Linked DNA regions of Homo sapiens: region 2 is linked to region 1. A link is a contact called in ENCODE POLR2A ChIA-PET data. All regions are on one chromosome and are shown on one strand. Each heading gives the region's core, a stretch centred on a gene start or an enhancer-like site at or near the end of the contact. The rest is flanking DNA. Distances are from core to core; before and after follow the strand shown. Region 1 holds the start of STX1A (syntaxin 1A). Region 2 has its middle 34 kb from the start of TMEM270.

Region 1 (5,129 bases), core at 729-3,228:
TGGGGAAGGGAAGGGATGTGCTTGGCTTCAGGTCAAGAGGGTGTGGGCCACAGAAGTGACAGCTGGGGGTGGTGGAGGGCACAGCGGGCTTATGGGGGTGTGTGCGAGACCACTGTTGCAACAAGATGCTGGCAGGGACCTTCAAAAGAACATCTGCTGTTGACTGGCCTCCCCACTCCCACTCCTCCACAGGTTTTCCCATGAGTCCTAGAGGAAGCCAGGCCCCAGGCTTCTAGATAGAAAATAGAACCTACATTGGCCAAGTGTAATCCCAGTGCTTTGGAAGCCCAAGCCAGGAGGATCGCTTGAGGCTAGGACTTTGAGACCAGCCTGGGCAACATGAGGAGACCCCGTCTTTACAAAAACGAAAAAAGAGAAAATAGAACCTCAGGCCTAGAGCCAGAGTTCAGGATTGGGGATGCAGGGAAAGGAGGAGAGGGGGGCCATAACTCAAATCTCTTTCCCAAAGATAGAGTAGTTCCTGGCTGGGTGCAGTGGCTCACACCTGTAATCCCAGCACTTTGGGAGGCTGAGGCAGGCAGATCACTTGAGGTCAGGAGTTCGAAACCAGCCTGGACAACATGGTGAAACCCCTTCTCTACTAAAAATACAAAAAAATTAGCCAGGCGTGGTTGTGGGTGCCTGTAATCTCAAGCTACTTGGGAGGCTGAGGCAGGAGAATTGCTTGAACTCGGGAGGTGGAGGTTGCAGTGAGCCAAGATCGTGCTACTGCACTCCAGACTGGGCAACAGAGTGAGACTCCGTCTCAAAAAAAAAAAAAAAAAATAGGCCGGGCACGGTGGCTCACGCCTATAAGCCCAGCACTTTGGGAGGCCGAGGCGGGAGAATCAAGAGGTCAAGAGTTTGAGACCAGCCTGCTCAACATGGTGAAACCCTGTCTCTACTAAAAAATACAAAAAATTAGCCGGGCGTGGTGGTGGGCACCTGTAATCCCAGCTACTTGGGAGGATGAGGCAGGAGACTCGCTTGAACCCAGGAGGCAGAGCTGAGATAGCGCCACTGCACTCCAGCCTGGGCGACAAGAGTGAAACTCCATCTCATAAATAAATAATCAAACAAACAAACAAACATAAAAAGATAGAGGAGTTCCTTCATCCTGCAGGAAAAAGGGGTGGGTCACGCAGCATCAGAGCTGTGAACTGAGAAATCCTAGGGAAAGAAGAGGCCAGTGCCTGAGTCCCTACTGGATGATGGGAGCAAGGGGGAAGGGTGGAGGCTCCCAGACTGGAACTCTCCAGGAGGTTTTTGGCTGGGGAACAGAAGGGAGAGCAGGAGGTCCCAAGGTAATGAAATGAAGGAGGGAGTTACAACCTTCAGCAAATTCTGGGGAAGTGAAGGGATCTGAGGATGAGGACCGGATTCTGGGACAGGGATGCTGAGCTGCTAAGTCGGGAAGAGGCTGGAAGCCAGGCACGGTGGCTCACGCCTGTAATCGCAGAGCTTTGGGAGGAGGGAGGATCGCTTGAGGACAGGAGTTCAAGACCAGCCTGAGTAACATAGCAAGACCCTGTCTCTACAAAATATTTGAAAATTATTCAGGAGTAGTGGCGAGCAACTCTAGTCCCAGCCACCCAGGAGACTGAGGCGGGAGGATTGCCTGAGCTCAGGAGCTCAAGGCTGCAGTGAGCTATGATTGCACCACAGCACTCCAGCCTGGGCGACAGAGCGAGACCCTGTCTCCAAAAATAATAAATAAAAAACGAGACAGGGCTGGGGCAGAGGAGGCAGCAGGGTCTCTGGGGACCCATCCCCGGGAGCGATCACGCGTGCGGAACGTCCAGGACGAGACCCCAGGGCTTCGATCCCCACGGGGCTGCTCGTGCGGGGTGGGGCGGGGTCTGGGCGGGGTCTGGGCGGGGCCCGGGCGGGGTGGGGCGGGGCCGGGGTCCCGGGGGCCGGGGCGGGGCCGGGCTGGCGCTGCGCAGCCGCGGGGCGGCCGTCGCGCATGCGGGGCTCACACGGCTGCAGCCGGCGCCGCTGCCACTCCCGGGAGCATGAAGGACCGAACCCAGGAGCTCCGCACGGTGAGTCCGGCCCCAGCGCGCGGCCGCCCGCCGCCCGCCGCCAGCGCCAACGCGCCGGACACTTCCCGCCCGGCTCCCGCGGCCAGGATGGTGGCCGCTCCTGCGCCCCCAGCCAGGGCTGAAGGGAGCGGGGCGAGCCAGGGACCTCGACCCCCCTCCGGGTTCCGCCCCTCGGACCCACTCGGGGTCAGGCTCGCGTGAGCTCGGCCGCGCTGACACGTGGACGGTCGGCTGGAGTCCGGGGTCCTGGATAAACTTTTCGGGGCCCTCTTGATTTGGGGGGTTCGGAGGGTATGATGGGGTTTTGGTGGCGGGACCTCTTCCCCCTCCCGCAGAGCAGGCCCTTTCTCTGGCCCCCTCACTGCCCCTCATCTCTGACCTCCCGTGCCCCCTCGGTGTAGACAGACGAGGGGACCGCGGTGGGAACCTCCTTGGTGTAGACAGACGAGGGGACCGCGGTGGGCCGGTGCCGGTCCCCTGCGCGGGGCCCCGCTGCGGGGCGCGCTGCGGAAACCTGATCGTCGGGTGGTGGCGGCCTCCTCGGGCCACCCTGGTCACCTGTGGCTCCCATCACCTGTGGCTCCCCCTCTGCTTGGTCGCAGTAGGGATCCACTGCCCGCCCCAGGTATGGGGGGGGGGGCGTCACACCCGCCCCCGGTCCACCTATCCACCTTCGGGCTTTCGGGCAGCACTGGCTGGCGTTTCCAGACCCTTCAGGGTTCCTTGCGACTTGGATCTATTTTTCTACCTGTATCTGGGAAACCCCTGGGGTGTGGCTCCTGGGGCGGGGTTTGGGGGGAGTAGGAGGATGCACAAACGTTCTGAGTCAGAGCCCACCTTCTCCCAGCCCAGAGACCCCTGCAGCCTGCGTGGGTCCCCTTCCCCTGGCCTCTGCCCTTAGGGATGAGGAGCCCAGGAGGATGGTGACCGGGAGTGGAGGACAGCGACGGAAATGAAGCCTCTCTGGGTGTGTCGGGGAGGGGGGGTGGATCAAGGCTCAAGACTAGATTGAGTCTCATCTGGTCATCTGGTCCCCTGGCTGGCCACCTGGCTGGCAGCCCTGCCTGCTGATCCCTGGGAGCACCCCCCACCCCGCTCCCTGGGCTAGGAACTAGAACCCTAAGGTCCCCTCCTATGGAAAATGTCAAGTGTCCTTTGGGCATTTGACCCCACGGCTTGTCTTCTCCACCCAGAGGCTCCCTGAGTTGGAGCCTGTCTGCCCCATTATGTCATGGTTGCCTCCTGGGCATCCTGGAGCCGGGACCTGGGCTCCCCTGCCTTCATGTCCCCCACTTGCTCTGGCACCACGGCCTCCACTTTGCCTCCAGACCTGTTATTCCTGGCCGAGCGCCCAGCCCCTGGTGTAAACCCCATGAGGTTTCAAAGGAAGAAGATGGTCCCTCAAGTCGCATATGGGCTCTAAACACTTCCCCCGCGGCCCCTGTGGTTGCCCTCAAGTTTCCTGAGCTCCGTTGAGTCAGAATGAGTGTTTTCCTGGTGACGGATGGCTGTGTGGTGTAATGTGCTGATGTTTAGGCGCCTGGTAGGTTACCTGAGGGTGTGTGTGGGAACCAAGTGGTCAGGGGAACCATGGGCCCCTACATAGGATAATAGCCTCTGGCATGTCAGCCTTCATCCCCCTAGCTGAAGGGGAAACTGAGGCACAAAAGAAACACGGCTTGCCTGCTAGAGGGAGGGGTGGTAGAAAAGGGCTTTGCCTCATCCCTGAAGATAGTCAGACTCAGGCCTGGCTGACACTGGGGGACAGCCAGTGGAGCTGGGGTTGTGAAGCGTTTGAACCCAGATCTTTTTGCTCTGATGTCTGTCTCTGTTACTACCTCCTCGCCCCCTGATTAGATGGTGAAGCCAGGCTTTGCTTTGAATGGTCTGAGGCTTCCGCTCCAGACACCCCCACCCTCCCCACACAAGGCATTCAGAGCCCAGGGAGGCTGTACCCATTGCTGGGTGGCCCTGCCCAGGGAGGGCTTTCTAGCAGACAGGTGGACGGCTGGCAGGCAGGAGCCCACCCGGGGTGGGGTGAGACAGTCAGTCTTGGTGGGGCCACTGTTCCCACAGGCTGCTTTCCCTCTGGACCTAGGGTTCCCATCTGTGAAGTGGGGATGGGAAAGCCTAGAATTCAGTTTCTCGGGACGAGAAGCAGGGCTACAGGTCTCCTGACTCCAGCTCCACATTTGTAGGAGGCCTGAAGCCCCAGGAGTCAGAATTTTCAGCCCAGAATCCCCAGAAAGGAAGAGGCCAGCACTGGCTGAGCTGGACTGGGCTGGACTGGGCTGGACTGGGGCGGGCTGGGCTGGGCTGGGCTGAACAGAGATGGTGCTGGGGACAGCGGCTGTGCACCGCTCCCAGCCCTCCCTCCCTCCCTCTTCCTCCTCCTCCTCCCTCTTCTTTCTCCTTCTCCCCCACCCAACACCACCACATTTGGAAGGAGGCGAAGAGAGCTTATTTATAAAAGTCACACTTGGGGAAGGAGCTGGCGCGTTTCCTCACTCTGCAGGCCCGGCCCAGCCCTCCAGCCTTCTCCAGCCTTCTCCAGCTCCCAACTCTCCCTCTGCAGATGGGGAGTGAAGGGGGTCACTGGGGACTAGCCAGGGGGCCTCAATGCTGTCGCAGTCCCTCAGAGATCAGAAAGGCCACTTGCAGGTTACAGGTAACAAAGAGAGACCGAAGACAGGGCCAGGGTCACACAGCCAGGGAAAGACTTTTAGGTTAGAGCATCCCCAGGAGCCCCACTCAGGCTGTAGCTGCCTCCTCCCCTCAACTCAGAGACTCCCTGATTTTCTTCCTGGGGACTTTGCAGAGCTGACCTTTCTCCCTGGGCCCAGAACATGTATTTGTCTATGTGCCAGGTCATGTGGGACAGACACATGGGACCTGTTGCAGGAGGCTGAAGACGTAGCAAGGAGGGAGAGTTGGAGCAGCACAATCCTGGAAGGCTTCCTGGAAGAAGAGACCCTGGGATAGCACAGGAGCAGGAGCTGGATTTGAATAGGAGGAGAGAAGGTGATCCAAAGGAGGGGACAGCTTAGTGAAGGCAGAGAGATTGGAATGCTCAACCAGGAGAGA
Region 2 (5,108 bases), core at 1,663-4,162, 180 kb before region 1:
TGTGGCAGCAGGCTGGACTGGAAGCCCGTGCGGTGGAGGCTGGAGAGCTGAACCCGGTCCTGGAGAGAAGGTGAGCAGGAAGGGGCAAGTAGGTAGGAGGAGCCCAAAGGAAGCCTAGGAAGAGGCAGTGGGGGGTTCCACCATGCTGCTCCCCGACACAGAAGGACCAGCAAGGAGCATGGGATGCAGGGCACATGGGGGCAGGCAGAGGAGTGAGGACAAAAAAAGGGAGTGGACGGCCAGGTGCAGTGGTTCACACCTGTAATCCCAGCACTTTGGGAGGCCAAGGCAGGAGGATCACCTGAGGTCAGGAGTTTGAGACCAGCCTGGGCAACATGGTAAAACCCCGTCTCTACTAAAAATACAAAAACTAGCCAGGCGTGGTGGCATGCACCTGTAATCCCAGCTACTCAGGAGGCTGAAGCAGGAGAATCACTTGAACCCAGGAGGTAGAAGTTGCAGTGAGCCGAGATCATGCCATTGCGCTGCACCCTGGGCAACAAGAGCAAAACTCCATCTCAAAAAAAAAAAAAAGATCACTCTGGTAGCCTGTGATCAGGCCAAGATAAAATCTAAACTAAGTGGCAGTAGGTAAAGAAGAGGGCACAGGCATAGGAGGGCTTTAGGAGGTAAAGTCAGCTTTGGGTGGAATTGGCATCTTAACAATCATAAGCCTTCCAATCCATGAACATGGGATGTCTTTCCATTTATTTAGATCTTTCATTTCTTTCAATGATGTTTTGTAGCTTTTGGTGCACAAGTCTTGCACTTCTTTTTAAACAATTTAAAAATTTAAACTTGATAATGAGGTATAGGGAGGTGAGGTGGGAAAAGGAGGCATCTAGGAAGAGAGCTGTGTTCCTGTGGGGAAGCAGGAGGATGGAGATGGTGCAGGTGGAGATGAAGACAGTGGAAGAGGAGCTTGAGGTTGGGGCAGTCACCGAGTCTCCTTTGAACCTGACTTTCCAACATCTGGGACATCTCAGTGGAGAAGGCCTACAGAGCTGGCTGAAAGACTGAAGCCTTCAATAAGGATGAAGGGTCCTAAACACAAGGCCAAAGAGCTCAGAATTTTCTTGTGGATAAGATGATGGGGAGCTGTTGGCAGCTTTATGCAGAGAAGTGACACAATCAGGTTTAGAAGAATTATTTGAGCAGGAGGGAGGAGATTGGCTCAAGCAGAGAGACACTGCAGGCAGGGAGACTTAGGATTAAGAATTTAAATGTTCCCTTAGAGGCCAGGATCTGAGCAGCGGCCAGGCCAGGAAATGGGGTCATAGAGCAGACCTCAGTTAGCAACTGACCCAGGCTAAGTGTCACAGGTGGATCTCACTTCATGCAAGTGGAGTCTTGACAAGCTGAGTCATAAATGACACTTATGTTGATACTTTAGGCCAAATTCTGCTTTCAATGACTCAATCCAAAAAAGAAATTAAGAAAAAACAATTCCATCTACAGTAGCAACAAAAAATAAAATACTTAGGAAAAAATGTTTTAAAAGAAGCATAATACTTGTACACCGAAAGCTACAAAATATCATTAAAAAATTAAAGATCTAAATAAATGGAAAGACATCCCATGTTTGTGGATTAGAGGCTTGTTATTGTTAAGATGACAATTCTACCCAAAGCTGATGACAATACTACCAAAAACAGATTCAATGCAATGCCTATCAAAATCCCAGTGGTGTATTTGCAAAAATGGAAAAAATCCATTCTAAAAATCAGATGGAATTTCAAGGAACATCAAATAGCCAAAACAATCTTGAAAAAGAACATTTGGAGGACCTACACTTCCTAATTTCAAAACTTACTACAAAGCTACAGTAATTAAGACAATGTGTTACTGGCATAAACATAGACATATAGATCAATAGAATCGAATTGAGAAATAAACCATTACAATTGTGGTAAATTGATTTTTGACAGCAGTGTCAAGACCATTTAGTGGGGAAAGAATAGTCTGTTTAACAGATGGTGGTGAGACAACTGGATATCCACATGCAAAAGAATGAAGTTTGACCCCTACCTCACACCATATATAAAAATTAACTCAAAATGGAGTGAAGATCTAAATGTAAGAGCTAAAACAAGAAAACTCTTAAAAGGCAACATCGTGGTAAATCTTCGTGACCTTAGACCTGGCAATGGTGTCTTCGATATGATGCCAAAAGTACAAGCAACCAAAGAAAAAATAGACAAATTGGATTTCATCAAAATTGAAAACTTTTGTGCTTCAAAGGACACTATGAAGAAAATGAAAAAGACAACCCACAGAATGAGAGAAAATATTTGCAAATCTTATCTTAAATGACTTGAGACTATGTTAAATGAAAAGCTCTTCTTGGAAACTTCTTCATAGTGGGGGTGGAGGGGGAAAGAGCCTACCCCAATGTACAGCATGCAGGCATCCTGCCCTGCCCTTTGTGGAATGAGTTTACCCAAAGAGGATCTGCTCATATAGGAAATTGGGGAAGTTAAAGTGGGGGAGGGTGGGAGGAAGGAGAGACACTTGCCCCCAGGGCAGCCACAGTTCTCTGGGAACTTGCTCACAAATTCCCTGAATTCCCCCAAATTAATTTTAGAATGAGTCCTCGAAACCCAAGGAGGCCAAGGGACGGCCCGGCGCCAGTTTGGGCAGCTCTCAGAAAGGGGACAGCATGAGGGAGAGGCCGTCTGGCCTGGCCTCGTTTCCCAGCCAGGCCCCATCCATGGGAAGGTCACGAGAGGCACGAGCCGGGGCCAACCCCCGTGCAGGGCGCGGGCGCAGGCAACAGGCCAGGAGGTCCTGGGGCCTGAGGTCTCCATTCCCACTGACATCAGTGCAAGGTGTCAGGGGGCCTGAATCATCGGGGCTGGGGCCAGCCCCCCTCCCTGGGGGTTGTGGGGAGAGCATAGCAGAGGCATGAGGCAGCCCCAGCCAGGCGGGCGGCCCTAGGCTGGGCTGGCCCGGTGACTGCTTTATAGAATTAGTGAGTGGGACTCACCACAGGGGGGAGGTGGAAATGTCATCGTCCTGGATTCCAACAGGCTGTACTCCCCCTCTTTCTGATTCACAAAATTAATTTCAATGGCTAGAGAGGAGTCTGGCAGCAGGGCCAAGGGGTCATAAACACGGGGAATATTAATAGCTTCAGCCAGGCTGCCTGAGGGGCTGGGGGGCCCTCCAGAGGGACTGATTTATTTAGTCTCCTCATTAATGATGTGGAAAGACAAGAGTTTGCCCGAGCCTGAGGCGGATACTGACCTACATCAGGGCAGGAATTGCCCATGCTAAGGACACACCACGGCGGACCATCCTCGGCTCTATCTCCCCCAGGCACTATTCCTCTTGGTTTTATCGTGGTGCCCTGGCTCTATATCCCAGCCAGGTGGGCCCAGGTGAGGCACCATTATTGAGCCATCTCAAAGCAGCAGACGGTGGGAGCTAGGCACACCAGGCGCATACCGTGGCCAGGTAAGGATCGATCTCCTTCCAGAGCTGAGATCTCAAGAATAATGCATATTCATGCATATGAACACACATGCTCAGACCTTTCCATGTTTCTGACGACAAGACCAGCCCTGCTTCCCCTCTCTCCAGCCGGTGGCTGGACATACAGGACCAAGTCAAGGTGTAGAGTACCCAGCCATCCCAGACTGGCACATGATAGAGTGAGCCAGGTGCAGCAGGAATATACATTCCAGGTAAGGATGGGCTCCTTCCTGAACAAGGACCCTAGCCTCCTTAGCCCTCCACCCCAACCTCACCCTGCCATTAATCAACCTTATATGTCACTCCCAAATCTAGGGATATTTAACACTGGGAGTTCAGGGAAATTCTACACACATGTGCATGCAGAATATATACAACACCTGTTCCCCAACACACTTGGCAGAGCCCCATTCTAGGGCATAGCTTGGCCTGCTAAGGGGAACAGAAACCAGGGCAGCTGGCACGCTCTGGCCCTTCCCAAGTCCCCGGGTCCTGAGAACATCATTCCAAACTACCCTTGGGGCCCCAGAGTCTGAGGTCACAGACCAAGGAGTCTGTGAAGAGGGTCAGCTGGCAGTGGCTTGGGGAGATCCAGTTGGGAGGCGTGCCCAGGGCCCACGCAGACGGGCTGGGGGAGCCTCCCCTGGGAAGCCCTCCACTCCCAGCTGCACACTCCTGGCTGCCAGCGCTGGGACAGACACAGACGGACTGGGCCTGGCAGCAGCTGCAGCTGGGAGCCTGCCGAGTCCTGGGCTGGAATGAAGGAGAAACCTGTCCAGCGATGAGATCAAGGCAATGGCACAAGTGTCCCCCCCAGGGAGCCGAGCTCTGTGTCCCAGGACATTCCAAACTCTGTGAACAAAACATGGGATGGGAGGCTAGCCAGGCTGGGCCAGGGCCAGGTGGCCCCCCACCCCTCCCATCAACGGATGGTTTTGCAGGGGGAGCCCAGCCTCCTCCTGCGGGGGCTGTCCCGGCCCAGCAGTGGGACCGGCTGGGAACGCAGCATGCACTGCCAGGAATACTGCCCACACAAGTCGCCTGGGGACGCCGCATCCAGACACCTGCCACGTTCCCTCGGCAGGGTGCCACGTGTGGTCATCTGCCTGAACCCGATGCTGCATGGGGTGCTGTAGGTGACCCATGCTGCACATCCTCCTGCTTGGCTCTGTTTAACTTAGCAAACACCTTCGAAGCCACGATCGTATTTAATAACACCTGATGGAGACCCGGTCTGGCTGGTTTCCCCCATTTTATAGGAAACTGGGGCCCAACGTGCAGTTTGCTGGGGGCCACACGGTTATCAAGTGCTGATGCAGGATTCTCACCCAGGATTGCTGCCTCCCCAGCTCAATTCTTGCAGTTACACTTTGTGCTGGTAGTCGGAGTCCACCAAGACTCTGGGCTCAGCCTCCCTGACCGAAACCCTAATTCCACAGCAGCACCTCTAAAATCAGCAGGTTCAATGCCTTGATTCTATAAATGGGTAAAGTGGGGGAAAAAGGGACAAGGCCTTGCCAAGTTCATAGAGCATCAGAGGTGAAAGTGGAATTCAGCTTCAGATGTTGATGCTCGTAGGAACGTGAGCCAGGCATGATTCCAGGACAGCTGGAAGGCAGCCAATGTGCATGGCT

What was found. ChIA-PET counts read pairs that join two places held with the same protein, here RNA polymerase II (POLR2A).
Region 2: POLR2A ChIA-PET joins it to region 1 with 15 read pairs in BJ. The contact joins the enhancer-like site here to the promoter of STX1A in region 1. POLR2A ChIA-PET finds 5 or more read pairs at or near these places in 4 of 52 experiments (BJ, K562, MCF 10A and 1 more).

What each region holds. Positions count from the first base shown.
Region 1 is chr7:73,716,518-73,721,646 of GRCh38, reverse strand. STX1A (syntaxin 1A) reads left to right here and starts at 1,978. Exons shown (of 10, transcript NM_004603.4): 1 at 1,978-2,045. The coding sequence starts at 2,016. RefSeq lists silencers at 1,863-2,062, 2,123-2,322, 2,333-2,392, 2,503-2,582.
Region 2 is chr7:73,892,860-73,897,967 of GRCh38, reverse strand. No RefSeq gene overlaps it. Among named protein-coding and RNA genes, the nearest start is that of TMEM270, 34 kb to the right of the region's middle. Within about 2 kb of position 2,912, at least 12 of the 41 ENCODE cell types and tissues checked have a DNase peak (open chromatin) inside an H3K27ac peak, as active enhancers do.